Linked DNA regions of Homo sapiens: region 1 is linked to region 2. The links are chromatin loops, found by intact Hi-C in ENCODE. Cell type or tissue: A673. All regions are shown on one strand. Links, peaks and the distances in the headings refer to the core of each region. The heading gives the core; the rest is flanking DNA.

Evidence for each region. A loop is a pair of places that touch in the nucleus more often than their neighbours do. Peaks named below come from ENCODE experiments on the same cell type or tissue, not always from the same donor. Only the 100,000 strongest peaks of a DNase experiment are listed, where the experiment ranks them.
Region 1: a loop joins it to region 2, with 2.4 times the contacts of the local background. A loop is called at or near these places in 8 of 110 quality-filtered maps.

Annotation. Positions count from the first base shown.
Region 1 is chr18:13,823,439-13,839,112 of GRCh38, reverse strand. It overlaps MC5R (melanocortin 5 receptor), which reads right to left and starts at 14,964. Exons shown (of 2, transcript NM_005913.3): 1 at 14,839-14,964; 2 at 11,790-13,386. The coding sequence starts at 13,347. The coding sequence ends at 12,370. RefSeq lists an enhancer at 3,660-4,160 and silencers at 14,760-14,849, 14,860-15,149, 15,115-15,295. In A673, for the core only: a CTCF peak has its summit at 6,806 (motif pointing left); no DNase peak of the experiment used is centred there; H3K27me3 peaks cover 1,866 bases.
Region 2 is chr18:13,883,047-13,898,720 of GRCh38, reverse strand. It overlaps MC2R (melanocortin 2 receptor), which reads left to right. Exons shown (of 2, transcript NM_000529.2): 2 at 13,075-15,674. The coding sequence starts at 13,203. The coding sequence ends at 14,096. Among named protein-coding and RNA genes, the nearest start is that of MC2R, 25 kb to the left of the region's middle. RefSeq lists enhancers at 4,855-4,974, 10,873-11,385 and silencers at 6,343-6,492, 6,523-6,572. In A673, for the core only: no CTCF peak of the experiment used is centred there; DNase peaks (open chromatin) are centred at 7,680 and 8,830; H3K27ac peaks cover 1,082 bases.

The sequences.
Region 1 (15,674 bases), core at 2,842-10,841, 59 kb after region 2:
CATTCCTTTGGTTGGTGGGAGTGCATCCATCCTTTCTACTGTGAAGGGCGGCGTGTAAGGCAGACAAACCTGGACACCCACAGGAGCGGTGCCTCCTGTAAACTGCTTTTCCCCGGCAGCGTCCTTCACATCCTTGGCATGTACCGAAGCCTTGGCCATTCCTCTCACTGTGGGGGAAGGCTGGTGCCCCGCCAGCTATGCCATGGGTGCCACTGCACCTTTTGTTCTGCCACCTCGGGCACTGTTCCGTCCATGCACATGGTGTGGGAGAGGCTGTGTCATTCTTGCCTTGTAAACCTGAGTCTGGAGGCTAGAGCACCCTCAGGAAGAGCCTTTCTTGCCCTTTTTCTTATCATTTTGAAGAGCCTGTTGCCTTTCTATGTACACAGACTCTACAATGGAGCCAAATATAAGAGGTCTGTGATCCTGTAGCCTGAATCAGAAGACATAGCTGGCTTCTCATGTCGCCATCGATTTGTATTGGATCTCTCTCTTTCTCAGTGTCTCATATTAAGTATCATGGTAATTGTACCTAAGAATATTAGGAAAAGATCTATCATGGCCTTCAGGACTGGAGGAACCTCAACAATCTACAGACCAGCTGGCTCCTAGCTGCTCTCCGTGAAACTGACCATTCCGCAGAGAGAGTTGATGAGTCCAGGCTCCTCCTGCCCAGGTTCTTGGCACATCCCTGGCCCCTGGAGCTCCTAGGACTCCACCTGAAGTTTGAAAACCACCAGGCCTAGTCAAACTCTCCCCTTTACAGCAAGTGCAGCTGAAATGAGGGAATTTCCAAAACATATGCAGTTACTTCATATCACAAGAATTGCGGCCGGGCGCAGTGACTCACACCTGTAAACCCAGCACTTTGGGAGGCTGAGGTGAGCAGATCACCTGAGGTCAGGAGTTCAAGACCAGCCTGGCCAACATGGCAAAACCCCATTTCTACTAAAAATACAAGAATTAGCCAAGCATGGTGTCACATGCCTATAATCCCAGCTACTTGGGAGGCTGAGGCAGGAGAATTGCTTGAACCCGGGAGGCGGAGGTTGCAGTGAGCCAAGATCGTGCCACTGCACTCCAGGCTGGGCGACAAAGTGAGACTCTGTCTCAAAAAAAAAAAAAAAAAAAAATTGCAAGAACCCAGGTCTCCTGCTCCAGGGCTCAGTATGTGTTCTACTGCCCCACAGTTCTTCCTACAAAATGAGGAAAGGCTTATTTATCTAATTTGTGAGGGCAACTATATATTCTTTATTATGAAGGAATTCACTTTGACAACAATTATGAAGCCCAGACTGAGTTACTAGCACGAGTTCTAGGGGTAGCTACATCCCACTCTGAACTTTCCGGTTATAATCCTTGCCTTCTTTCTCGGCCTTCACAGAAAACCCAGACTCAAGCCCCGCCCTCCTTTTCCTGGAAAATGCCAAAGCCAACTGCGTAAGAGGTTTTTTTCTCCCAGGAAGAACCTTGTCTTCCTAGAAAACAATCTCCACCTCCCCACACTTTGCTGTATGAGGCAGAGAACAGCCCCAAACATGGACAGGCCTCGGTGGAAAGGGTGCGTTGTTGCTGTTGTGAATGGGATGACACGGCCTCCTGGCCTAGCGGCCCAGGTCCCTCGCGGCAGGGGCTGGATTTCCCACCCAGAGCGGAGCTCATGGCCTGCAGCACCGCAGAGACGGTTCCTGGGAGGAGCGGGGCCAGGGAGTTCCTGGGAACGTGCTGTTTTCATTACTGATATTCCCGAGGGCTTCTCTTTGGGGTTGAAGGAGTAGGAGGAACTGTGCCTTCTTAAGAATGTGAGAGGGCCGGGCGCGGTGGCTCACGCCTGTAATACCAGCACTTTGGGAGGCCGAGGCGGGCGGATCACGAGGTCAGGAGATCGAGACCATCCTGGCTAACACGGTGAAACCCCGTCTTTACTAAAAATACAACAACAAAAAATTAGCCGGGTGTGGTGGCGGGCGCCAACAGTCCCAGCTACTCGGGAGGCTGAGGCAGGAGAATGGTGTGAATCCGGGAGGCGGAGCTTGCCAGTGAGCCGAGATCGTGCCACTGCTCTCCAGCCTGGGTGACAGAGCGAGACTCCCTCTCAAAAAAAAAAAAAAAGAACGTGAGAGAAAGAGGACACTGAGGTGAGGGGAAGACGGGAAGACAAAGCGCGGCGTCTGCCCGTGTCCGGAGCCCTGCGCTGAGTTCTCACTGAGAGCAGGACTGGAGGGCGGATCCTAGGAGCACTGTTTCCATGGCTCCCTAGAAAGAGGCCAGGCACAAGAAGGGCAGGACAGAGCCCAGGGCGGGGAGTCTGCCCGCTTCCGTAGCAGCCCCAGGCACGCGGCTCTGGAAGCTTGTCCACAGATCTAGCTGTCGCTCCTCGCCCTGCAGTCGCTCCTCGTGCAGCCTTATCCTGTGACTGCGGGCACTGCCCGTGCTGTGCCCTTCTCTTGCGCAACTGCCTGTCTGATATCTACACAGAATTTCCCCATCTCCGGAGACGCCCTGCCTGCGGCTCTAGTCAGAAATCAGGCTGTCTTGATTTCTTTCTACCCCTTACTTTCCACATTCTACCCCCAGACTGGACACCTCCAGTCTCTGCCCCCTTCACAGCCACCCAGGCCAGCATCCCTCTTGCCCAAGGAACCGAAACACTATCTGGATGCCTCCTGACACCGGCTGAACTCTCACAGCCACCCCAGAGCCAGAGATGTTTCTTTTTTTTTTTTTTTTAATTATACTCTAAGTTTTAGGGTACATGTGCACAACATGCAGGTTAGTTACATATGTATACATGTGCCATGCTGGTGCGCTGCACCCACTAACGTGTCATCTAGCATTAGGTATATCTCCCAATGCTATCCCTCCCCCCTCCCCCGACCCCACCACAGTCCCCAGAGTGTGATATTCCCCTTCCTGTGTCCATGTGATCTCATTGTTCAATTCCCACCTATGAGTGAGAATATGCGGTGTTTGGTTTTTTGTTCTTGCCATAGTTTACTGAGAATGATGGTTTCCAATTTCATCCATGTCCCTACAAAGGACATGAACTCATCATTTTTTATGGCTGCATAGTATTCCATGGTGTATTATGTGCCACATTTTCTTAATCCAGTCTATCATTGTTGGACATTTGGGTTGGTTCCAAGTCTTTGCTATTGTGAATAGTGCCGCAATAAACATACGTGTGCATGTGTCTTTATAGCAGCATGATTTATATAAACTCTTGTCGTGTTATTCACTTCCTGGTGGAAAACCCCTTGATAAGCTCCTATTACCCTTAGGAGGAAATAGAACCTCTTTAAAATGGGGACTGTGCATCTACTACCCATCTGTCTCGGTTTCAGCCCCATGGACTCTCCTTTCGTCTCCGCATTCTTTCTTCTGGTGTCCAAACTCTTCCATCATGAATCTTTATCAGTAGATAATTTTCTGTGTATTTTTACCAGTCATATATTTTGAGTACGTATTTACCAATTATATACACATCTTATTGCTGATTTTATTTTTAAATCAGTAAAGCATAGCTATTTAGATAATATTTCCTTCTGTAACTCCAGGGATTCATCTTGCACAGCCGTGGGCCGGGTGCTCACTTTGTGGGGACTTCTGCTGTGGCCACGTGCAGTCCCTCCAGACCAGGAGTCCCCATCCCCCCAGCCACAGACCAGACCAATTAGGAACCAAGCCGCACAGCAGGAGGTGAGCAGAGGCAAGCAAGCATTACTGCGTGAGCCCTGCCTCCTGTCAGATCAGCCTCCTCAACATTAGATTCTCATAGGAGCGTGAACCCTACTGTGAACTGCACATGTGAGGGATCTAGGTTATGTGTTCCTTATGAGAATCAAATGCCTGATGATCCATCACCATCTCCCATCACCCCCAGATAGGACCATCTAGTTGCAGGAAAACAAGCTCAGGGCTCCCACTGATTCTACATTATGGTGAGTTGTATAATTATTTCATTACATATTACAATGTAATAATAATAGAAATAAAGTGCACAATGAACGTAATGCACTTGAATCATCCCAAAACCATCCCACCTCCCAACCCCAGTCCTGTCCATGGAAAAATTGTCTTTCACAAAACAGGTTCCCGGTTCCCAAAAGACTGGGGACTGCTGCTCTAGACCTCTGCACCCACTCTTTCTCCTGCCCGGGGTCTTTCCTCACCCTCACCTGGGTGACTCCTACTCACAGAGGAATTTGGATGTTTATTAAGCCGACAGGCAGTAAAAAGCCAGTACTTAGAGGAAACAAGCCAATATGGGCTCAGTAATTAGAGCTCTATTCGTGGTTTTCAGGCAGGTGTTAGATTTGCTAGTACCAAATGCCAAAACATACAGTTACAAATCTCTGACTGTGACTTCAGTCCTAATCTCGGAATCTGTGTTTTCTCGGAAGTATAGCAGCGTGAGAAATCAGTGAGACATCCGCTCATTTGCCATTTGTTAACCCAAGGCTAAATGAAGTAGAAGGAGCCTGTGTTCCCAAACCTTACTCAACATTCATAAGGCTTAATTAAACTGACATTCAGACAGGGGTCAGAAAACGCAGGATTAATATTTGGATTGCTTCCAGTCTTTTGCTGTTACAGTCTGTGCTGTATGAGCAACCATTTACATATGTAGTTTCACCTCTGTGCTACTACATTTGTAGGATGAATTCCCATAAGTGAAATGCTGGGTCCAACGGCATGTGCATTGATCAATTTTATGGCTACAGATGTTGCCATATTTTGCATTTTAGTAATTGTACCAACTTACACTTCTCCCAGCAACAGAGAAGTGGGCCAAGCTCCCTACAGCCTCATCAGCAGTGTGTTAACAAACCTTTGGATTGTTGACTTCTGATAGCTGAAAATGGTATCACAAAGTAATCTGGACTTGCATCTTTCTATAAGAAATGTCGTGGATCCGTGCTTGGTATAAAATTAAACTCACCAGAAACTTGAAACAAAAAAACAAAAACAAATGTCGTAAATCTTTTCATATGCTTGAGAATTATTTGCATCAAATGCCTATGGACTGTTTCTTCAAATCATTTATTTAAATAACAAATAACTCTTCCAGTTCCACTTCTTTGCTCCAGTTTAACGCAGGCATGGACCCTTTCAGGGAAGAAGCTGCATCTTACTTCCTGCTATGCTCCTAATATCAGTACTCAATAATTACTTGCTGAATAAATAAACGATTGTGGGCCCTGGAAGACAGTGTCATCCCAAAAAACTGGCATTAATGCAGAAACTTCAAAAAACTACTGAGAGGATATTTTGACGATGTTCTAGCCATCTGTAAGGAGTATTGCACCCAGGGCCATCAAGGAAAGACTTGGAAAGATGCCTCAGCCACAGTGCCTCCAGCTGCAGCCCCTGCATAGTGGGTTTTATGAAGGACCCTCCTCCTATCACTCATGTCTGGTGGGGAGGAGCTGGGGAGACAATCCCAGAAGAAGGGGTTGGAGTAAGCACAGCACCAGCCTCCCCCACATGCTGAGGAGGAACCACTATTTAGAGGCCATGCCATCTAATGTAGCAATCCTGAACAGCTAGCCATGAGGGAGCCACACTATCAGCTTCTGGAGGAAGCTGGATCTAGACCAGAATTTTTACAGCCACCCCTGGCATCTGCTCTTACCAGTCACTTTTATCTGGAACCTCAGCTGCCTGTCACCTCTCATCCCGTCTCTACCCTGCCCCTCCAACACACACGTGTGCACACAAACATGCACACGCACACACACACACACACGGCAGGGGATGGAAGGCTATGCAGTCAGAGTCCTGATGAAGGAATCAAACTGGGCCCATGCAGACAGCAGCAGGAACCCAAAGAGAGCATAGAAATCCATGGACTCAACAAAGAAATGGGGCAACTTCTGAAACCCCTAAATTTGAATTAAAAGACAACTACAAATTAGGAGTAGAAGCTTAGACAAGTTCTTTAATCTCTATAAGCATCAGTCTCCTTAGGGAGGCATTAGGCATAGTAATATTTATCAATTTTTGTTTTGGTTTTTTGTTTGTTTTTGTTTTGAGACAGTCTCGCTCTTGTTGCCCAGGCTGGAGTACAATGGCATGATCTCAGCTCACTGCAACCTCCATCTCCCGTGTTCAAGCATTTCTCCTGCCTCAGCCTCCCAGGTAGCTAGGACTATAGGCGCCCACCACCACGCCTGGCTAATTTTTTGTATTTTTAGTAGAGACGGTGTTTCACAATGTTGGCCAGACTGGTCTCAAACTCCTGACCACAGGTGATCCACCCGCCTCAGCCTCCCAAAGTGCTGGGATTACAGGCATGAGCCACTGCACCTGGCCATATTTATCTATTTTTAATATGGTTAGAGGATTAAATGAGATAATGCTTTCAAAACCTTGCAATTTGCACTCAAAAAATTTTTTGAATAGCTTTTTTTTTTTTTTCCCGGGACAGGGTCTTGTTCCATCACCAAAGCTGGAGCAGCCTCGACTTCTCAGGCTCAGGTGATCCTCCCACTTCAGCCTCCCAAGTACCTGAGATTACAGGCACACGCCTCCATGCCCAGTAATTATTTTATTTTTTGTAGAGGTGAGGGTCCCACTGTGTTGCCCAAGCTGGTCTCGAACTCCTGGCCTCAAGCGATCTGCCCGCCTCTGCCTCCCAGAGTGCCAAGTTTACAGGAGTGAGCCACCATGCCCGGACTTAAGCAGTTTTTAAGCACTGAGGCCTTGGAAAGAATTCTCACCTGGGGTTGTTTTAACTCATTAACTGGCTGGTCAGAGGGTTAGTGGAAGACACAAAAATTTTGAGGTAAGTTTACCACCACCTGCTGGCAAAAAAGAGTTTGACCATTAACTTTAAAGGGACCAGTCTGCGCCGAACAGATGAGTGGACGTCTCCTGACAGGGACTCTGAGATGTGGCGCTGCCTACCTGTGTTCTCTGTTCTGGGTTATGATCTCCATTTGAAGTCACCGATTGCTTTGCTCTCTCTAGTTATGTATGGTCCAGGACAAGAAGAAAGACTGATCAAGGAGCCAGGGTGAGGCACGACTCCTTCCCCTTGTTGACATTGGCAAAGGCTCCCGTCCCGGGCATGACTGTGCTTCTAAATAGAGCCAGCTTAGAGCTAGGCCTGGGTCCTGGGTGGTCTCCTGCTTTTCTGCTTTGCCTACAGGATGGATCTTGCTAGCCCCAACCATCTTCTAAAAATGTACTGAAAGGATTCCTCACTCCTCATTGCAGATTATACCTCTACCTCCACTCCTTTCTGAAAATCCACAGAAATGACAGTAAAAAGTTTATATAAAGGAAAACTAATTTATAAAAGTTCTGAGAACAGAAGAGGAGACAACAGAGGACTAAACTTGGGAAGAATTTTAGAAGCTGGAGTGCGGGTGGGGTGGATTGACAGAAAAACAGACTAAAGGAAGCCCCAGCCCAAGGCACACAAGAGAGAACCAGGGAGGGAGCCGTCAGGGTCAGCAGTTGAGAGCCAGGATGGAAGGATATGAAACAATTGAGGGGACCCACAGAAGGAGCACATGCAGAACTGTGGCATGGCCGTTCCACACCGATCTCCCCAGGGTGCCCTCAGAGTGAATGCAAAATCATACCCCCAAAGCACCCAGGAGGATGCCTAGGGGGAGCTGCATTCCCAGCATGAAGAACCGATCCCCATAGTAAATTCTCTCTCATTTTAGCTCAGACAGGCTAATAGAACAGGCTATTCTATTAGCAGACAGGGTGCAGCTAGACACCCTTCACGTAACCTCTGCCACCAGATGGGCTCCACACACCACCACAGAGCTGCACAACCAGCTGTTTTCATCCAGCAGAGCTGCACGGACCCATGCAAGTACTAAATCAATCAAGCCCACTCCTTCGTGGACAATCCAGGTTCACCCAGCAGCTGAGGGAAATGAGCCTTACCCATGAGAAGGAGCATGATAAACAGGACAATTGACTTTGGAGGAAACAAATGATTCAAGTCAGATGACAGAGTTTTAAAAAATCTAATGACAGTCTTCAGAAAAAATAGACAAGATATGGGTCTATGAATGCAGGAACAGCTTGCTATAAAAAGAAGGCAAGGAAAGGATAAATAGAAAGTCACAGAAATTAAAAATATAGTTACCAAATTAAAATTCAATAGAAGAGGTGGGGGAAAAGACAAAGTTGAAGAAGTCTTTCAGAACACATAAAAAAAAGACAAGAGAGGAAGCAGGTAGTACGAGAAAGATTCAGGGACATGGAAGATGGATGCCGATGGACCCATGTTTGACTAATACGAGTCATGAAAAGAGAAAAAGAGAAATGGAAAAAGAAAAAAAATTAATCAAAGAAATAAGAGGAGATGATTTCCCAGGATGATGAAGAACACCTGTGATGAAAAGCTGCCATTCCTGACTGCCTCTCCTGTTCTAACCTGTAATTCAGCTATTATGGCTGGAGCTCCAGCAGCCCTTTTGGGCCATGAATTGACCTTAAACAATGATAGAAGCCAGGCATGGTGGTACACATAGTCCCAGCTACTCAGGAGGCTGAGGCAAGAGGACCACTTGAGTTCAAGACTAGCCTGGGCAACACAGCAAGACCTCATCTCTTTTTTTAAAAAAAGATAGAAGTCTGGATTCTTTATTGTGCCTTTGAGCTCCATTCTAGCCTTGAAATCCTTACCTCCCAACTTCTTCTCTGTAAAAGAGAAATAAACTTTCATCTTGGCCACGTCACTGGATTTCTGCAGGTTTTCTGTTACGTGTAACAAACCAGCTTCTAACTCTGTGCTGTCCAATATGGTAGTCATTAGCCACATGCAGTTATTTAAATATAAATTAACTAAAATTAAATTAAATTAAAATTCAAGGACTGGGTGCGGTGGCTCATGCCTGTAATCCCAGCACTTTGGGAGGCCATGGTGGGCAGATCACGAGGTCAGGAGATCGAGACCATCCTGGCTAACACAGTGAAACCCCATCTCTATTAAAAATAGAAAAAAAAAATTAGCCAGGCATGGTGGCGGGCACCTGTAGTCCCGGCTACTTGGGAGGCTGAGGCAGGAGAATGGCGTGAACCCAGGAGGTGGAGCTTGCAGTGAGCCAAGATAGCACCACTGCACTCCAGCCTGGGCGACAGAGTGAGACTTTGTCTCAAAAAGAAAAAAAAAAAAATTCAGGTCCTCAGTCACACTGGCCACATTTTAAAAGCTCAACTGCCACATGTAGCTAGTGGCTACTATAGTGGACAAAGCAGAGACAAAACATTCCCATCATCGTGGAAGGTTCTGTTGGACAGCACTGCCCTGACACAAATCCCTTCTCACAAAGATGCTTGTGTTCTGGCAAAGGACATAAAAACAATCTACTCTCCGGAGTACCCAGCAGAATGTGTGCCATTGTGAGGTATAATTATGGAGGTCAAAAGGGCCTCCTAGAAGAAAGGCATCTGGGATGAACGTTAAGATTCATATGGGTATAGACGGTGTGCCCTGAAGATTGTGCAGCTTCAACACAATCTGGAAGCAGAAAAACACAAGACATGCTCAGAGTCATCTAATTTTATTGATGTGTAGGATCTGGAAATCTGTCATGTCTTGAAATAACTAATGTCCTATAAACTCACTGATGGCAGAGATTCTCTAATGGCCACTGCTTCTAGCCCCACTGTGAGCACATGCTAGGTGATATCCCTAAAATGCTTGCTCACTAAGACACAGACTTTTGCACAGTATATAAGGTCAAGTGTGCAATTTTATTTTATTTGTAGGTGTTATATCATTTTGGTCTGAGACATGGCCATCCTACAGGCAATAAATATTGTCAAGGAGACTTCACCACAAGTCACCAACGAATGTGCCTTCTCATTTTGCAGTAGCTGCTAACGAATTGGCAGAAAGACCAAAACCATTCTGGATATCAGAATGACCAGTTCAAACAGGTGGTCTGCTCCTTCCATTTTATTAACCATTTCCTTGAACACACGTTTTTACATCAAACAAATTTCCTACAGAAGCAGATATTTAACATACCATATCATACAATATTTGACAGTTATATATATTCTTTTTGGGGGAGACACTTTGTGTTGGGTGCTAAGGGTTGGCTCATTTATGTACAGATATTTACCAAGTCACTACACACATGTATTCCTTCCAAATGAAGACACATCTAAATACTAGGGTTATTTCTGCACTATTTATAAAGATTAAAAGGCATTTGAGCATTTCCATAAAGACCTTTTTATGAAAGGTCAGATCTTGTAGCAACTCATGAAGCACCAGAGCAGAAAATTAGCCTAAAGAGAATTGGGTTCCTAGACGGGGCCAGTGTCAACCACAGGGTTGAAGTTTCTGCCCATAGGATTGGAACTCATTTAGTACTCAGGTCTAGCAGGCAGAAGAGTCAATACACATTTGTTTTGCAACAATAACAAGCATTCCTGGTGCACCTGCTCCATGCCTGAAGCTGCTGTAGGACATGGGGCCACCGAGATGCGTGGGGCAGAAGAGAGGCCAGCTTTCACAGAAGCCAGGCTCCTGAGACACATCCCACGGGAACAATGCACTGTGGTTCCCCATGGTGGTTACACGGGACCACTTACTGCCCATTCGTGGATACACACATGAATTTTCAGCAAAAAGGAACAGGAAACATTTGAAAAGATAGCTGCCCCTTCAAAACTCAGTTGCCAACAGCCTGCTAATTTGCCAGTTTTCAAATGATTTGGATGTCTTATGCACACTCCTGTTCATGCCAGCACCGTTTCTTTCCTGGACTCTGCATTTCCAGGGGCAGGGGTCAAGTGCATAAGTTATTGATATGGCTACACCCAGGAAGCCCCTCTGTCCTGGCAGGCCTCAACAGGAAGGGTCCCTCTTCTGCACTAGCAGCTCACTGTTGTGTGACCCAATGGTCCTCTGCTTTATATACATTTTTTTCATTGGGTGCAGTCTAGATGTGAATGTCCAATACAAAGCAGAAAATAGGAATCATACCAAAAGTTATTACAAGAGTGGACTGTGAGAGCTGCAAGGACTCCAGCCCTTTGCTTCAGAGAAGGACCACACAAGCCTCCTGGTGTCCAGGCCACTGCTCTGACCATTGGCCCCCGTGTCCTTCCTTAGTATTTACCCCATCTAGTCATTTCTTTTTCTTTTTCTTTTTCTTTCTTTTTTTTTTTGAGACAGAGTCTTGAATGGTTGCCCAGGCTGGAGTGCAATGGTGCAATCTTGGCTCACTGCAACCTCTGGCTCACACCTCTAATCCGAGCATTTCTTTAAAATAAAAAGCAAACCCTATAGTGCTTTACAAATTTACAAGAAGCTCACACAATTTTGCAGTTCTCATGGCCATCGTGTACAGTCAGCACAGATGTGGAACCTGAAATAAGATGATTCACGCCACACAGCAGTGAAAGGCAGAATTAGCACCTGAACTCGGGTTTCTCTGCTCCAGTCTAGGTTGGGAGAAGATGGGGCTCCCTGGGCTATAGGTTGGGCCCTGACCTTTGTTGGCTGCTGAAATGAGATTGACATGCCTCCAAGTACACAGGCCAGAGTTCAGACTCCAACACAGATCCGGTGTGAGCCACTCAAAGCAAGCCTGGCTGTGGACGTGTGCTACTTGCAGCACTGGGCACCTTGAACTCCTTGAGCCCCTGTAATGCCCCCAGTCATCCTTTTGGAAACCCCAGATTGAGCCCAAATAAGACAGTAAGAAAGAGTCACAGAGTCTTCCACAGCACATGAGGCAGGGTTTCTAGCATAAGGTTTTATGTCTGGGTAAGCGCAACACCATGATTGACAGAAGTACAATTATTCAGACAATTATGAACAAAAGCCATGAATCAAAAGTTCAGGCAAGGGGAGCAAAGAAGACATTTCAGAACAAATGAACAGATTGCTTCTGATGGAAAGAATCTGGCCACTCTTTTCTTCCCTGAAAAGCATGCATAGCTCAGAGTGCAGCCAGCAGAGTGTGGACCTGCTTCTGGGGAGAAGAAGCAATCCCACCTGGCGTCGATATCACGGTTTTCTTCGCGTCACAATACGTGTTTCATCATGTCTGGCTTGCACTGAGGGTGCTGTGCATTCCCCGAGCACATGCCTGCTAGGTGGAGGGTGGATGGGGCCCCCAGAAATGGGTGGGAGCAGTAGAAACCATAGGACACAAAAGGACAGTAAGAAATTGTCATGACTGTCCCCAGAGTGGATAAGCAACCCTTGCATGTTGGACATAATCACCAGGAACTGAACAGAGAGAGCCTCTTAGGCCCATGTCTGAGCTGGTAAAGAGAAAAATGGGATGCTAGCACTCCCGCCTACCCCTTGGCTGTCGCTTTGTCATAGGTGAGCAAACAAAGGAGAACAGAGCCACAGAGAGGAGCACTTTGTGCTTAATCCCTTCTGGGAAAGCTGCAGGCGATCCTGAAACCACGGCAGCAAATAATCTCCTTAAAGGTCTTCCGCATCTCTTGGCTGCGGAAGGCATATATGAGAGGGTCCATCACGGAATTACACATGATGAGTATGAGGTACATATTGAAGTGAGACATGAAGCGAGAGCAGTAGAGGTTCTGAGGGCAAGAAAGCATTAAAGTGAGATGAAGGAAGAACGGGGCCCAGCACACGGTAAACACGCCCAGCAGCATGGTGACGGTGACCGCGCCCTGCATGCTGGTCCTCTGCCGCGCAGAGCTGGCCCCGGGCAGAGCCGCGATCCGCTTGACGTGAGTCCGCGCCAGGAGGAACATGTGTATGTACAGAGACACCAGGAGGAACAGCATAGCGAAGAACATGGAGATGAGGCACAGGATGACGTAGGTGGATTCTGAGTACAGGATGAAGACAATGCCGCAGCCCGTGCAGAAAGCCCAGATGCCGGCGATGATGGCCCCTGAGCGCCTCGCCGTCATGATGTGGTGGTAGCGCAGGGCGTAGAAGATGGTGACGTACCTATCCACTGCAATGGCCAGTAAGCTGCACATGGATGCCACCACGGAAATGCAGATCATGGAGTCAAACACATTGTCAATGTGGCGCACAAAGGCGTCTGCTATCACTAGGTGCTTGTTGTTGAGTAGGTAGATGGTGATGGTCTCCCAGGCACTGGACATGCTCACCAGCATGTCCGCCACTGCCAGGCTGCACACGAAGAAGTACATGGGGGAGTGCAGGTTTTTGTTCTTCACTATGGCCCCTATGACCAAGATGTTCTCCAAGAGGCTGATGACACCCAGAGTGAGAAACACCTCCACAGCAATGCCCATGTCTTCACATGGTGAAGACTTGTTTTTGACATTGGGTCCTGAAAGGTTGCCCTCTGTGGCATTCAGGTTGAGATCCAAGAAATGCAGGTGAAATGAGGAATTCATTGCTGGAGAAATACACCTCTTGTCTTGGCAGCAAATTTACTGTAAAACATGTTTTAAATTCACAATCCAAAGAGGTTAGCAGCCTACCAAAGAAAGACAGCAGCTAGCCTAGAACCAACACAGCCTAAGAAAGGGGATGAATGACACAGTGCATCAGAGGACTGGGCTCGGCTCACTCAGTCCTTTTTTTTTTTTTTTTTTAAGAGACAGGGTCTCCCTATGTTGCCCAGTCTGGTCTCAAACTCCTGGCCACAAGCGATCTTCTCTCTCAGCCTCCCAAAGTGCTGGTACTACAGGGGTGAGCCACGTGCCCGGCAGCTGGCTTGCACATTCTGACCTGCGTTCCTGAGACCTGGAAGAGTGCCCCTGGACACGCAGATTAGAATCTTCACCAGCCTCTTCTGCTCTCCTTGCTTTCAGCTCCCAGCCTTTCACATGCATCTTACTAGAGAGACACTCACCTCCAAGTGCCCAGGACAGTTTCACTTTTTATGGCTTCTCTCCTGGGCTCAAGTTCACTATCATAAGTGTCCCCAACTCATAACCTACAAAATCCCAGCCAGTCTCCCAATGTTCACATTCCTAAGGCTACTGCACGACATTCTCCTCAAGGGAGCTCCGATTTAAGACTGCCCAGACCCGTATTCCCTTAAGACAGACAGACAGGTGCATCCCTAACACTTGTCCTGACACTTCTTAGACCCATCAGGATTCAGCCTCCACAGCTGTAAGTAAGGCTATAACCAGAATGGTCTGTTACCCTGAGCAAAGTCACATGTTAAAAGCTACTGTCTTAAGTTTGTAAGTGTAGGCTGCACATACGTGTTAAAATTGAGGAAAACAGTGCTGCTTTTCCCTCAATACCTATTTTTCCCTCGCTTCTGCATTATGTGGAATTCCATGAGGTCTGCTTGATAGTTTATTAGGTCCGCGTGAGCACAGTATTTAAAAAAAAAAACAGCAATTTAAATGTACCACACTCCTTTGTTGCAAAATTTCTCTCTTATGATTCATTTTCAAAAATCCCTTTGCCCTCCAAACTCAGATCACATCTGGAGAGAATTTCTGTCATCACTGTCATCATTAATATTTGTAATCACTTTGGGAGGGAGGGAGGGGGTGAGGGACAACAAATTACTTAATAGGTACAATGTACACTATAGGGGTGATGGCTACACTAAAAGCCCAGTCTCCACCACTATGCAATACATCCATATAACAAAACAGCACCTGTACCCCCTAAATCTATAAAAATAAAAAAGGAAAAAATTGGTAATCTAAGCATTTATTGAACTACAATCATTTGTTACAGCTGAGTTCCAGCTCAGATATATCGGTAAATTATGCAATTATACTAAACATCATATCGAGCTGTGTTAAAAACTCACGGGGCAAGCTAGCTGCCGCCCCGCTCACTTCCACATGCAGCGGAAGCGCGATTTTGCATTTATTCTCAGGATCTCAAGGAGATAGAAAGTTGTGGCTATTTACCGGTGCTCCTCCTCGCGGGCCGCGGCGCTCAGCCCGGGCCCCCGGCGTCCCCGGGATCCGACGGCCGTGCGGCGCTCAGAGCCAGCCCCGGACGGGCCTCTCCCCCAGCTAGGCGGCTGCGGCTCTGCGGGGCTTTAAGCCTCCTGCCTGCCCGCGCCGGGCCCGCCTCCGCACCGCCGGCTGTCGCTCCGGGCGGCCTCCGCTGCCACCTAGTGGCCCAGCACGGCACAGCGGCCAGAGAACCGCGTCAGCCCCGAGCGAAAATCCCCCCGAACACACTCTTGAATGGTTGGATGGTTGCTTGGTTGGTTGGTTGGTCGGTCGGGTCGGTGGGTCGGTCGGTCGGTCGGTCGGTCGGTTGAATGGTTGGTTGGGTGAGTGGTTGCTTGGTTGGGTAGTTGGTTGGTTGAGTGGGTGGGTGGGTGGTTGCTTGTTTGGTGATTGGTTGGTTGGGTGAGCAGGTGGTTGCTTGCTTGGTTGGTTGGGTGGTTACGGGTTAGTTAGTTGGGTAGGTGGGTGGTTGCCTGATTGGTTGATTGGTTGATTGGTTAGGTGAGTGGATGGTTACTTGGTTGCTTGGCTGGTTGGGTGGGGGGTTCGTTGATTGGGTAGGTGGGTGGTTCCTTGGTTGGTTGATTGGTTGGTTGGGTAGGTGGGTGGTTGCTTGGTTGGTTGATTGGTTGGTTGGGTAGGTGGGTGGTTGCTTGGTTGAGTGAGTAGATGGTTACTTGGTTGCTTGCTCGCTTGCTCGCTTGCTTGGGTGGGTGGGGGGTAGTTGGTTGGGTAGGTGGGTGGTTGCTTGGTTCGTTGATTGGTTGCTTGGGTGGGTGGGTGGT
Region 2 (15,674 bases), core at 3,115-11,114:
TCTTGTTCTCGTCCCTTACTTTCTCCCAAACATACAGAGTCTCTCTCTCTCTTCTGAGCCACCTAAATCTGGGGGTGGAGTGACGCAAGCACCTCGTCACTACCACTGTGACTGGGCTGGGTCAGACCCAAAGCCAGCACAGCACTCAGTCTCACCCCAGGCCTGCTGTAACCACTCCCTGGCTACCGCCTGTGTTCACTCAAGGCCCTGGGGCTCTACAATCCGCAGGTGGAAAAGCCAGCCAGGCCTGTGTCTTTCCTTTCAGGGCAGGAAGTTCCCCCAGGTCCTGGTTAGGTTCAGAGGTGCTATCCAGGTGTCAGGGACTAGAGTGACAAACCTTAGAAGTCTACCTAGTGTTCTATTGTCTGTGGCTGAGCTGACACTCAAACCACAAGACACAGTCTTTCCCACTCACCCGTCTCTTTCCGAAAGGCAGAGGAGCCTTACCCTGTAACCAACATCACCAAAGGCCACAGGGAACACTGCCAGCCTACCACCGATGTTTCCTTGTTTGCAAGCGCTCTTCAGTCAGGTTGTGGTGAATGCTGCCTGCTCTGGGAATCACCCTTCAGGGCAGTGGGCTCACCTCTGGCCCAGGGCTGGTCCAGAAATGCTGTCCATTTGTCAATCCCTAGAATCGGGGACCCCAAGAGCCTGCTTGGTACTCTATTCCACAGTGGCTATGCTGGTACCTAAGGTGCAAGACAAAGTCCCCTGTACTTTTCCCTCAGCTTTTCTCAAGCAGAAGGAATCTCACCCCATAGCTACCACAGCTGGGAATGTGCTGGGTCTCACCTGAAGCCAGCAAGTCTCAGGCTCACCCAAGGCCTTCAGCGTAGTACCTGGGTATTGCTGGTTGTTGCTCAGGGCCTAAAGGCTCTTCAGGTAGCAGGTGATGAATGCTGCCAGAACTGGTTCCTTCCCTTCAAGGCAGCAAGTTCCCTTCTGGCCCAGGGTGTGTCTAGAAATGTTGTCCAGGATTTAGGGCCTGGAATGGAAGCCTCACAACTCTGACCAGTGCCCTATCTTGCTGTGGTTGAGCTGATATCCAAGATGCAAGACAAAGTCCTCCCTACTCTTCCTTCTCTTCTCCTCTCCTCAAGCAGAAGGAAGGGGTGTCTTTTGGAGCCATGAGCTGTGCAGCTTAGAGTTAGAGGAGAGGTGATGCCAGCACTCCCTTAGCCACCCCAGCTGGTATCTCAGTAGGTTGTGCGCCCCCCAAGTCCGCTGTCTCTGGGCCTAGTTCAGCGTTAGGACTCGCCTAAGAGTTACAGTCCTTGTGGTCTAGACTGCCTTTTCAAGTTTACTTAGAGACTGACAGCACTGTAGCTTTCTGTGGCAAGGTTTGCGGGAACTCAAGTTCCGACCATTGGGGTCAGCGATTCCCCCTGGCTAGGGCTGGTCTAAAGACTTGCTCCGTGGCTGGGTGTCAGCCGAGTGTAGTCTGGTTATCTTTTCTATTCTAATAAGACACCACTGAGTTCAATGTTTCACAATTGCTGTGCTCTCCCTCCCCCAGCATCCAGAGATGCTCTCCACACCACGCTACCACTGGGGGGTTTGGGGGGGTGGTGTCTGCAATTTGAGACTGTTTTCTCTACCACTTCAGTGCTTCTTTCAGCAATATGAAGTTAAAACCAGGTACCATGAGGGCTCGCCTGATTTTTGGCTCTTATGAAGGTGTTTTTCCTATGTAGATAGTTGTTGAATTGGTGTCCTTGCAGGGGGACAATCAGTGGAGCCTTCTATTCTGGCATTCTGTTCTGTCTCTGCCTTTATTATTTCAAGGTATGTTGAGCTGTGATTTTAATTGTCATGTAGCATTCTATTGTATGGACTTGCGGAGTATATTTAACTAATCTTTAATCACCAGTTTATTATGTTGTTTTTAGTTTTTCACTACTTGATATAACAGGTCAGTGAATATCATTGTATATGCATCTTTGTAAACATCATTGATTATTTGTTCAAGGCCACTGAGTCATAAATCAGTCATGTTTTTAGGTCTTAAAGGCAGAGAGTGTGTTCCTTGCTCCAGATATTTAGTGATAACACATTTCATAGCTACAAGGTCTAAAGTAATATTAGATACCTATATTTAATAAAAATTGCTACCTGGATTTTGAATAATTTATATTTATTTAAATGTAAATAAATCATAGATGCTTATTTTATTTCTAACTGTTTTTTATCTTCTTTTCTTCAATTTTCCTTTCTCTGAACTGTCATTGTTCACATTAGGTTCCAATCTTAAAAGAAAACTATTTGCTTAATCATTGTACTTCTATATTCTTTCTCCAACTTTTACCCAAAGCACAGAATAGTTACCTCTCACACTTTTCAGCCAATTCTCTTATATTTTTCCTGGTTGAGAAAGCTTTGTGCCAGGGTCAGGGAGGGAATGGCTGCTTCTAGGTGTCACATCACCTTTCTTAACTCCCTGTGCTACTTTTTTGATTTGCACCAAATGGAACCCCAGAAATCTGACATTAGTAAAAATTTTCATCCCTTTACATTGAGAATCTTGGCCTTATACTTTTTAATCATGATATATACTAACTCTTATTTATTAGAACAACATCGTGCTTTTTATCCTGTGTGCCTCATAGATTTCACATTTTGACATAGACCTTATGTAACCAATATGAGTTGCTCCACAAAGTAGTGGTAAAATAGTCATATCTCTTAATATTCGAATTAAATATTCAAATACCAATCTAATATGTGAGAAAAAAAGAGCCAGTATCTTCCTCTGGGCTGCCTCTGTCCCCCTGAATCTTCTAAAACCTAGAGACTTATGGAGTCCAAATCTGAGCAAGACCAGTCTGGTATCTGATCTACTACTGTCCTTGCTTCTCGCTGCCTCATGGTGTTGCTGTTGCGGATGGCTCCTCCACCTTCTCACAGAATTTGCTAGTGCCAGTGGTATTTCAGCTCCTAGTCCCCTGCACTTTCAGTCCCACATGCAGCCTTCCCAGGGTGCTAACCACCCCTGGAGCTCCGGGCCAAAACCAGGTCTGACGTCACCTCCCCACCCTTCCTGGAGGTAGACTGTATCCACTCCCCTTCCTGAGAGTAAATATTCTCAAAAGTTGAGCTTTTTTTTCTTTTTCGACATTCAGAAACTAAGAGGTCTGATTTCAGCTGCTTTCTACAGGCAGAGGGTCCTTGCCTGCCCCTTCCTGCTGAATAAAAACCTCTCCTGACTCTCTTGCACGAAGGTCCCATCATTTCCTGCCCTCACCACCTGGAGACTTCTGACCCTGCAAGTACTGCTCTTGTAAATAAAGCTGTTTTCAGGGACTCTGCAGAACTTGACACTTCCCCCTGTCTAGGAGGAGAGTGAAGGCTGTCCATTTTTCTGGTACTACTTTGAAAGAAGAGGAAGGCAACATTTTGATCTCTAGAAGAAACACTTATTTTCCCATAAAATTTTAACTCAAGTATTATCCACTGAAATGTAAGCTCTGATATATGATGAAATTAAACCACTAACTCTGTTTCTTGTATGCTTTATATCTCCCCCAAACATATTTGTTTAGAAGCACAGGCTGTGAATCATTCAGATTACCCTGGGTTGTTCAAGTTGCTGATTGTCACATCCCAAGGCATCCATAAATTATTACCGTGCACCTCAGTTACCCGGGAAGATACAAAGAAGAGGGTGTCAAATTTGCCAACCTTTCAGGGCACTGCCCGGCTGCTCAGGAGACAAGACATCTACACTTAAAGCAGACTTTTCCCAAGAGCAGAGAGTGTCGCCTGCCACACGCAAGCCAAGAACAAAACACGCTGTGGTGTTGTGATGGCACAGACAGGTCGCGTGGGTTGATATGGAGCCAGAGACCTTCAAAACATTTGATCTTGTTTGGGCTTAAACAAATATATGATTTAGACAGAGGAAAGATTCGAAAAGTTCAGAGGGAGAGCAGTACTAAAAAATGTGACAGGCAAAAATGAGCAAGGCATCTTAGAGACAATAAGAGGCCTGGGCCAGCTGGAATGCGTGTTCTACACAGGAGAATGCTAGAAAATACAGTGAGAAAACAGCATGGAAACAGATTGTACAGAGCTGTAAGTGCCAAGTTTTATTTTAATAGAATTTTATACTTTAGGCAATGAAAACTAATTGAAGAATAATTTCCTTTATTGAACCCACACTGTGTTCCAGGATCTGGGCTGGTAATTTACATACGTTATCGCATAGAATCCAGACCACAGCCTGTAAAATCTATGCACTGAGTGTTGTTATCTTCATTTATTTACATGTACGTGAAGACAACCATAGTTAGGGAGGTCTACCTCTTTGATGCTGCTTCTGGATTTCAATGATTACTTCTCTTAGACCAAAGCAAAAATTAACTTCCACGAAAAGCTCTCATATGTTTGGGATAAATTGGATATGAGACTCTCTAGTAATACCCAAAAGATCGCCTGTCTCACAGCTATGTTGTGGGAAGAAATAGAAAAGAAAATTAAAGAACAAAAGGTCACCTGTCACTAATCAAACTTTAGTTTGATATTGATACATCCTCTCTCTCTCTCACACACACATGCACGCACACACACACACACACACACACAAACACACATGCTTCTATTTCTCATTTCTCTTCCAAAACTATTGAAAAATTTCCAGGAAATATCAGAATCTTTTTAAGGAGAAAGATGAGTGAGCAGAGGTGAGACACAGAGATTTATTATCACTCAAATATAAACTTCCAGAAGCCAGTGCCTCCTCATGAAGAGGTGTTGGGATCCAATGTAATATTGCTTAGGCCATCCCTCTGGTGAACAACCTCAAATCTATTCTTAGAACAGATTCAGCTCCTTTCCATAACAGAGTATCACTCCTGTGCAATACAGTTAAATGCAATCACAGAGCTGAATATCTGCAGACTCAGCCTCTCCACGTCAGTGATTCATCTTCACCCTCTGCATTGTACTATATAATTTGAGAAAAATCCATATCCATTGAGTGCTGTCTACAACTTCAAAATCTTCTCTTTTGTTATTGATTTCAGTCGAGCTTCCCTCTAGCCAGCAAGCAACACAAACCCCAAAGTAACTAACAGTGACTGGGCAGGCACAGGCGACAGCTGGGCCGGCTGAGATCTCCATTACCTCAAGAGGGAAGTGAAAGCTTGGTGATTAATATAAAGACTTTTTTTCATGTGGAGGGTAAGACAAGCAAAAAATAAATCCCTTAGTGAAAGAATTCTTAGCAGCACAACCTGATGAGCTTGGGCACCTTCAAGACCCTTCTACTTCACAGCTTGTATGAATACTCATAAGCACTCAAAGCAAGCACATCAACCAGCTTCAAAGCAGAAGATCTGCACTTCAGATGAGTCTAAAAAACCAAAAGGCACAGTGGTAAAAAATTACTCTCTGACTTTCACTATCAATACTCATACTCTTCCATATTAGCCATCTCGCCACCCCACGCCACAGTGGATAACAAGACAAATGCTTGATTCAGGACTACTTGTGAATCATGCAGACATATAAACTTCCGGATGTCGTTCAGAATTCAACCAAATAAGAAATTGGGTGGAAGCCATCACAAAGAATTTCACAGCAATCAATCGTATGCATGTCTAAAAAGAGGATATTCAGTGGGGGCTCCTGAAGGAGAAAATAGTTCACTGCACATGAACTGAAGATTGAGATCTGTTATGAAAAGGCACCAAAACAAGCACAAGAATCTTTGCAAATTGTTCATTTGGGGCAAGGCATAGTGACTCACGCCTGTAATCCCAGCACACTGGGAAGCTGAGGCGAGACAATCACTTGAGCCCGGGAGGTTGAGGCTGCAGTGAGCCATGACCACACCACTGTATTCCAGCCTGGGCAACAGATGTGTGTGTGTGGTGTGTGTGTGTGTGTGTGTGTGTGTGTGTGTGTGTGTGTGTAACAGATTATGTCTATCTCCATCTCTATTTCTGTATCTCTCTTTCAAAATAAGGTTAATAGCTCTCTTTTTTTCTTTATTGTCATGGTTAATTTTATCTCAACTTGACTGAACCATGGGGTGTCAAGACATTTGGCCAAATATTATTCTGACCCTGTCTGAAGAAAAAAAAAAGTTCATTTATTGTCACTTTTATTACAAGTCCTTCAAATTGTTCTACGCTGTTCAAGCCAAGCATCTAGGAGTGAAGGGGTGCCCTGGCAGAAAAGGAAGGCACATGAGCCAAGGTGAGCTGGGCTCATCCGCCACCCATGCTCCAACCACCACCAGACCCTGCCCAGAGGCCTGTGCTGAACAGGGATGGGTGCCGGTGGGGAGGGACGGGTAGGCCCTCAAGGGAAAGGGGCAGCCAGTCCTACAGGCTTATTGAGGGCTCACATCTTCCCACCCGCCCCCCACCATACTTCATCCTCTGTTTTCTAAGTTTGAGTCAAAGCCAGTAATCTCTAGCAAAAGTCACAATAACTCTTCCCCTTTCAGAGGGTGGCTTTCAACATTCAGACCACCTTCATTCTGACTTGCCACCAGAGGAATATGCAACATCCTTAAAAGCTGCCACAGGGGCTCTGAACCATCAGCGAGAGGGAGTCATCCATTCCCTAGCCCCCAGCACGACCCTGCATGATGGTGAAGGGCCCCTGAATTGACCCCAGACTCTGGTCCTCTCAGGACACAGGCCACCACTGGCCCTTTTAAATTATGCAAAACCCTGCCTGGCCCTGTGTGTTTGTTTGTACTTGACTACTGCATCCTGTTTCCCATTTTTTATCTCTTCTTTATTAGATCATCTTTAGCTTATTTTGCTGCTTAGTTTTTCCAGTCTTTTTCTTCTCTGTTTGAATTCAGGACCAAGAAATAGAAGCACTAATCAGTAATAAAGACAGGTCATGCACAAAGAGAAAATGCCACTCCCTCCCTCTGTCAAATGTTGAGGTGGGATGGGTCAGATGTGTTCCTGGGCACTGAAACAAGTAAGAGGCCAAGACCCGAAGGGCCAAAATGCTGTGAGCCTGCAGGAATGGCAGTGTGATTGCCCCAACTGGAATGTCAAAGCCACCAAAAGGAGGGCTCACAGACTCCACAGCAAGAATATAGACCAAAGTAAGATGCTGAAACAGTCCCCAGATGTGTATTGGCAATAATCCAAAAGCCTGACAGCACTTTGCACTGAAGAGGCTAGGGAAGGGGCAGGCACTCAGGCATTGCTGGTGAGGATGTCAACCAGGATAGCCCCTATGGAAGGCAGCCTGACAACATCTATCACAACCACCCATGCATACACATTTGCCCTCAACAATTCCATTTTTGTAAAATTATCCTCCTCATGTAGGTTCACACAAAACTATATACGTAGATGATTATGCATTATAGCATTATTTACACAGCAAAATATTGGAAACCAAATAACTATCAATACAGAATAGATTAAATAACTTGGGATACATCCATACAATGGAATACCATGCAGTGGAAGAAGGAAAGAAAGAAGAGGGAGGAGGAAGTGATCCATCTACTTTTTGGAAAGCCTCCAAGATAAGAGCAAGGTACAGACATGATATACAATATACTCTCTTTGAATACACAGGAAGCGGAGGCATGCTGGCCGTGGACGTGAGCCACTCAGCTTTCCTGCCATTAGAAAAGAGTTGACAGCCCAGTTTTCCAAATCCCTCCCCCACCAATATTCATGGGCAGCTTTGGCTTGAAGCCTCCCCATGGCCAGATGAAATGTTCTCAGAACTGTGCTGCAGTCTGAGACCCGCCCTACTCAATCCTCTTCCTCCTTGTGTGCCCAGGAGTCATGCCTGCCTCCAGTCTGCAGGCTCCTCTTCATCCTTGACAGGCATTGCTAATCCCATCATCTCAGCAATTGCTTCCCAGAAACCCTAACGACTGAGAGAAGACATGGATATTCATGTTTGCTGGTGTATGCATAAAGAAATTCCAGAAGGAGACCGGACTTCTGAAGGTGGCGATGGGACCGTTGGATAAAGCATGGGGAGGGAGCCTTTGTACTATTCATACATATCCACACATACAGACACACAGACATAAGTGTATTGGGCCGTACAACTTATGCAACGAGTGACATAAAAATCTTAAATGCATCTAGTGAAAACAAAGAAAAAAGGCAGCACAGAAGCTGGGACGCGGAGAGGAGCTCCTGATTCACTCAGAGCTGGTCCCAGAACCTCACCCCGACACGTGCAGATCAGCCCCAGCCGCGTGACAGCTCCCACCACCAGAACCCAGAGCTCAGGAGCACAGTCCTACACTGGCTCTCTCTAAAGCCTGGATTACAGGACTGCCCTCTAGAAAAGCCTGAAAGCCCCTGGTAAACAGTACTCAGCCACTCAGTCCTCCTTCCCCAGCTCTTCTCCAGAAGAGCAATCCGAGAAAACACCCAGCAGCGCAGAGGAAAGCGGCACAGTGTTGCTAACTTATCTTCAGCAAGATCCACGGAACCCCAAAAACACAGCCCATGGGCCCCAGGACGCCTGCAGCCCTGCTGCTCAAAGGCTTTCTGTAGCATTAACTCCCTTCCTAAACCACAAGTGGTGTCTACAGGTCTTGCTGTTCTCTAAATTTCAGAGAGATTTTTCTCTAAATGAAATTTAGAGAACAGAAAGATTTAAAACCATCCTGATTTGGTCAGATACAGAGGTTTAAGATTGTTAAGTTATTTTGTGTTCATTTTTTTACTAAAGCCATTAAAACTTCCTTATCAAATGAATATTCATGGAAGCGCTAAGATTAATCATTTTTGGAGCCAAACAGATCTTGATTTAAATCCCAGCTGTGCAACACAAAGCCTGTGGGACTTTAGACCGGTCTCTTGGTCTCTGGGCCTCAACTCCTCAGGGGTGAGTCAGATCAGGGGTGAGTCAGAGAGAATAGGACTCCCTTGTATTGTCAACAAGAGGATTAAAATGAGACCCACCATGCACAGCACAGGACACAAGACCAGCTGGCACATAACAAGAATTTAACACATAATAGAGCCTTCTCCTTACCCTTGGAGCCTTTAAAAAATATAAAAACTATATATATTTTTTTTGGTCAAAGATGATGATCAATATAAAAATCTCACTTTAGGCCCATGCTCCCTGGACTTTCCAAAGAGCATCTAACAGAGTGAGCCACATTTGGGGCCACATTTGAGTTATCCGGGGCCATGTTCTTGTGCCCTGTGATGCTGTTAACTCGATGATTTGTGCGCCCCTCCCAGCCAAAAAACAAAAGTCGGTTTTGCTTTTCCTTGCAGTCCCTTGAACAGTTATAACTACCCCAATTGTCTGCTCTGCCTGCCAAGACCTACGCCTTCAGGCAAACGAATCAACCAAGTTTCTTTCTGGGTACAGATTATAAAGCTATGAAAAACTTGTCTCTTTTCTCCTTTCTCATCCACCACCCCATCTCTGCCTCCTGGGGAGCACTGCAGAGTTAGAGCCTTCTAAGACCTTGTTTACTGCAAGCTCAAGGTGATGGAGCTTGGTCTTCGGGCCAGGAGTTAACTCCAGAGGTTCCAATAACATAAGAAAGAATGAGATTTAAAGATCACTCTGCCAGGTGGGATGGTTCATATCTGTAATCCCCAGTGCCTTGGGAAGCTAAAGTGGGAGGATGCCTTGAGCCCAGGAGCTTGAGACAGGTTTCAATAGGGTATGGACAGAGGAAAGCAGCATGGAATTGAAGGGTGGACATTTATTGCCCAGCAAACCACAAACCCTGGAAGGAGGTGGAAGGGCTCTAGACCTGTGTTGTTTGCAGTGAAGAAATCAAGACACAAAAAAGCAAATGGGAGAGGACAGCAGACGGCTTTGAATGGATGAGAGCCAGACATATGGCAGGTGCAGACCCCTATCCAAGTTCTTTAAGCCAAAGACATTGTTGAAATATTTGGATCATTGACGCCACCTCACAGCAGGTCCTTGTGAAGTTTAAATGGAGTGAGTTTTGCTTCTTCTAATTGTCATTTAGTGTGTTCTACAGGCAATCTCTAAGCAGGAACAACAGGAGCATAGCAATGCAGCAGAATTTACAAATCCTACTTGGCACTGAGAAAGGCCAAGTCGAGAGGAAAGTGACTGCTGTCAATTTTATTGCAGTTTGTGTTGGAGTAGGGGGTGCTGTGTCTGGTCTCTTGCATCTGTTGTTATTACCCTTGCCACTTGTGAAAGGAGTGTGACATGGTGGTCACAAGGCGGGCTCTGCTGTATCCTCTCCAGACTGTGGCTTTGGGCGTTTGCCCAACCTTTCTGGGGTAGCTTCCTCTGGGGGTTGAGTGAGTGAATGCATCTGGAGAATTAGGTGGTGCCCATGGCATGCTGAGCACTCATAAAGGCCACCAATTCGTGTCACTGGCCCTTCAACCAAGAATGGGGCCACACACCACCTGCAGCCCCCACCACCAGCTTGGCAGCATCCACAAACGTGCAGTAGCAATGCTTGATTGGTGGCCTTTTGAAGGGACCCCATGGGCACACTGTGTATCTGTCCAAATTCAGGGCTCCCCATGGATTTATAGGATTGGCAGCTGCAGGTCAGCAATGCACAGCAACTGAAGCTGGGCTCCCAAACCACCTGTTTCTAAAAAAATATTACAACCACTTTCAACATGTCTTTTTTTTTTTATGAATTTTACCATCAAATGCATCTGAAATTGGAAATATATACTAATTCTGATTACATTTAATGGACTCATGAGATGGGAGTATCTGTCCCAGCAGAGTCTCCATACATGGCCCATGCTGGCCACAGGTGTTGGCCCCTGTATTAACCAGGATTCTGAAGAGGAAAATAAACAGCAGGAGATGGGTAGAGACATAAAAGATTTACTATAAGGAATTGGCACACACAGTTATGGGGCTGCGCAGTCCCAAGCTCTACACTCAGCAAGCTGGAGACCCAGGAGAGTAGATGATGTGTTCTGGTCTGAAAGCCAGCAGACGTGAGACCTAAGAGGAGCTCACACTTCTGTGCTAGTCCGAAGGCAGGAAGAGACCAGTGTCTCCATCAGGCAGTCAGGCAGGAGGAGCCCCCCAGGTCGTCGAGGAGCTGGTCTGTTATCCTCAGGCTTTCTGCTGATTGGACAAGGCCCTCCCCCATCCCAGAGGGCCTCTGTTTTACTCAGTAACCTGTTCAAATGTGCATCTCACCCAGAAACACCCTCAGACACACCTAGAACACTGTCTCACCACATACCTGGCACCCTGAAACTCAGTCAGGCTGAAACATGAACACCAACCACCACAGGCCCCCTCCCATCACCGATGCTTCCCCAGCAGGTGGGGCACAGCACACAGGACCCCTCCCATCCCTGAGGCTTCCCCAGCAGGTGGGACACAGCACACAGGCTTCCCCTGCCATCCCCGAGGCTTCCCCAGCAGGTGGGACACAGCACACAGGCTTCCCCTGCCATCCCTGAGGCTTTCCCAGCAGGTGGGACACAGCACACAGGCCCCCTCCCATCCCTGAGGCTTCCCCAGCAGGTGGGACACAGCACACAGGCTTCCCCTCCCATCCCCGAGGCTTCCCCAGCAGGTGGGACACAGCACACAGGCTTCCCCTCCCATCCCCGAGGCTTCCCCAGCAGGTGGGACACAGCACACAGGCTTCCCCGGGCCTGGGCAGGAGGCACGAAGGTGACTCATCCCTGTCTGCCCAGGACTGAGGTGGTTCCTGAGATGCAGAACTTCTGGCTTTTAAACCCTGTCCATGTTTCAGGCAAACAAGGTAAATTGGCCATTCCAGGCAGAACCCTCACAGCAGCTACGCCCTGTCAACCCCTTCCTTCCGCATCCACCGGACCCACAAACCTCCTTCTGAACACTTGACCTCTGACCCAATCCTTTCCAAGGTAATTAGTTCCTTTCCAGACAAGTCCCTAGAGTGAGGCCGTGATGGGCTCCCCGTGGACTTCAGATCATAGGCTGTGCTCCCAAATTTGTCCTCCCTAGGAAGTGTCTTCCTCGCCACGTGGTGCTGGCTTTCCCCACTGGTGCACTGCCGCAGTCCGCCTTCACCCCAGAGACACAGAAAATAAGAAGTCTCCAGAAATGCCAGTCCCAGGAGCTCCACCTTTGAAACAGAAGTGCTGACGCTCATTGTATAGTCATCTTTGGGAATGATACATCAGCACCTTTACCGTTATCCCACAGGCTGTGGGGTCAGGCAGTGACCCAGGGAGACGAGCAGTGAGAAGGAATGGACTAAACATCTCCCGAGTCCACCGAGCCCAGCCACCGCCTCCCAGTCAGAGAAGGCAGCTGTGGGCTCTCCTGCTCCCACATGGACCTTTCCTTGCTTTACCTCTTTTTTCATCAAGGGCACCGCTGCTGTTCATCTGTTCATCCCACACTCACGTGTGTTCACGAGAAGGATGGGAGGGAAAGTGGGGCGGCAAAGAATAATCTTTGCTATCATCTCTCGGCTCAAAATTCCACTAAAGCTTTTTCTCACAAAGTGCTTAAGATGAGGGCCCAGTATATTATTTTACCTAAATTACAACACTTTATATATATTTTTATAAATGTAAGGGGTACAAAAGTGCCATTTTGTTACATGGATATACCGTGTAGTGGTGAAGCCTGGGCTTTTAGTGTATCTGTCATCAGAATAACATACGTGTTACCCATAGGGTAATTTCTCATCACCCGCCCCCTCCCACCCTTCCGAGTCTCCAATGTCCATTCCACACTCTATATCCACGTGTATGCATTATTTAGCTCCCACATATAAGTGAGAACATGTAGTATTTGACTTCCTCTTTCTGAGTTATTTCACTTTGATAATGGCCTCCACTTCCATCCATGTTGCTGCAAAAGACATGACCTTATTCTTTTTGATAGCTGGGGAGTACTCCATTGTGTATATGTACCACATTTTCTTTATCCATTCACCCATTGATGAACACTTTAGTTGATTCCATATCTTTGCTATTGTCACTAGTGCTGCAATAAACATACATGTGCAGGCTCCTTCTAATATACTGATTTCTTTATATTTTATGGAGGGAATAGAGTTTCTTTAAGCGAGTGTGGCTGGTTTTTATTTTCTAGTGTACTTTGCAACTAATATTTCTGTATACTCCCTTTTAGGTGATTGGGAGATTTTAACTTAGATCTCCAGCAAGTGCTACAAGGAAGAAAAGATCCTGAAGAATCAATCAAGTTTTCCGTGAAGTCAAGTCCAAGTAACATCCCCGCCTTAACCACAAGCAGGAGAAATGAAGCACATTATCAACTCGTATGAAAACATCAACAACACAGCAAGAAATAATTCCGACTGTCCTCGTGTGGTTTTGCCGGAGGAGATATTTTTCACAATTTCCATTGTTGGAGTTTTGGAGAATCTGATCGTCCTGCTGGCTGTGTTCAAGAATAAGAATCTCCAGGCACCCATGTACTTTTTCATCTGTAGCTTGGCCATATCTGATATGCTGGGCAGCCTATATAAGATCTTGGAAAATATCCTGATCATATTGAGAAACATGGGCTATCTCAAGCCACGTGGCAGTTTTGAAACCACAGCCGATGACATCATCGACTCCCTGTTTGTCCTCTCCCTGCTTGGCTCCATCTTCAGCCTGTCTGTGATTGCTGCGGACCGCTACATCACCATCTTCCACGCACTGCGGTACCACAGCATCGTGACCATGCGCCGCACTGTGGTGGTGCTTACGGTCATCTGGACGTTCTGCACGGGGACTGGCATCACCATGGTGATCTTCTCCCATCATGTGCCCACAGTGATCACCTTCACGTCGCTGTTCCCGCTGATGCTGGTCTTCATCCTGTGCCTCTATGTGCACATGTTCCTGCTGGCTCGATCCCACACCAGGAAGATCTCCACCCTCCCCAGAGCCAACATGAAAGGGGCCATCACACTGACCATCCTGCTCGGGGTCTTCATCTTCTGCTGGGCCCCCTTTGTGCTTCATGTCCTCTTGATGACATTCTGCCCAAGTAACCCCTACTGCGCCTGCTACATGTCTCTCTTCCAGGTGAACGGCATGTTGATCATGTGCAATGCCGTCATTGACCCCTTCATATATGCCTTCCGGAGCCCAGAGCTCAGGGACGCATTCAAAAAGATGATCTTCTGCAGCAGGTACTGGTAGAATGGCTGATCCCTGGTTTTAGAATCCATGGGAATAACGTTGCCAAGTGCCAGAATAGTGTAACATTCCAACAAATGCCAGTGCTCCTCACTGGCCTTCCTTCCCTAATGGATGCAAGGATGATCCCACCAGCTAGTGTTTCTAATAGCTAGGTTCTATGTGAACAGTCTTATTGTAGGGGCAACCTCTTAACTTTGTGACTGGACAGATAAAACGATGTAGTAAAAGAAGGATAGAATACAAAGTATTAGGTAGGTACAAAAGTAATTAAGGTTTTTGCCATTACTTTCAATGACCAAAAATTGCAATTACTTTTGCACCAATCTAGTAAAACAGCAATAAAAATTCAAGGGCTTTGGGCTAAGGCAAAGACTTGCTTTCCTGTGGACATCTAACAAGCCAGTTCTGAGGTGGCCTTTCCAGGTGGAGGCCATTGCAGCCAATTTCCAGAAGTTAAGTACCTGGACATGCGACTCCAGGCAGAAGATGTAGGGTCTCTGTAAGCCAATAATAAATTGGAAGGAATGCATTGCTGCAGCTGAATTTGTCTGTCTCCCACAGCCATGTGGAATCTCCACCCTCCTCTTTCTCCCTGTTAGTCTGATGTATTGATGCCACCTCAGTTTCAGAAAGTAGGCTGAGTATAAACTATAAATGTCAAATAACGAGCTTCGAGTTTCCAATGATAAATGGACCTTCTCTGTTAGTCTTCTTTGCTCACTCAGTATCCCACTGGCCTTAAAACCCTTTCCTGTTACATTTCCTCATGCTTTATGAGCATACATTTCAAAGGAAGAAATGAAAATTTAATCCATTTAGTTCCCATGTGGGAATACATAAAGGCCAGATGAAAATTGTCACTATTTGAAGAAGCTGTAACCAAACTATGTGTGTTACAATGTAGAAGTACAAGAAAAGAGCCCCAACATGTATTTTAAGAAATAAAGAGAGAGAGACAGAGACAGACAGAGAGAGAGAGAGAGAGAGAGAGAGAGAGTGTGTGTGTGTGTGTGTGTGTGTGTGTGTGTGTGTGTGTGTGTGTGTGTGTATTTTCCCCATGCTTTTGGACTATGGGGAAAACCAAAACCAAAGCAAGACATCAAGCAATGGTGCTGTTATTATAGCCCCAAGTCAAAGACCTGAGGGAGGCAAACACCACCTCATTCTGCAGATGAATGTGAAAGCAGACCCAGTCACTGGGAAATGTCATCCTCCCATCAGCCAAGATGCCAGCAATGGAAGAGTGGCAACCCCAGTAGGAATAAAAGAAACATAATTTGCAAGTTCATTCATTTTTAATAGCTAAAAATCAGCTTAAAGGAGAAGCACATCCTGATTGTAAGTCCCCACTAAGTTGGAGGGTGACTTGAATGGGGTGAAAGGTGAAAGGGACAGAGGAGAGCAGTGGGGCTTCAGAGGCCACCAGGCTCAGGATCTGCAGGATGGATGGTATCTTCCAGAACAGGCAATGCTTTGCCCTCAGGAGAATTTCCCAGAGCTGCTGAGGGGAGAAGACAGCCACACACAGGACAGACCATTTGGTGATGGGTTTGATATTAGAAGTGGCAGGGACAGGAA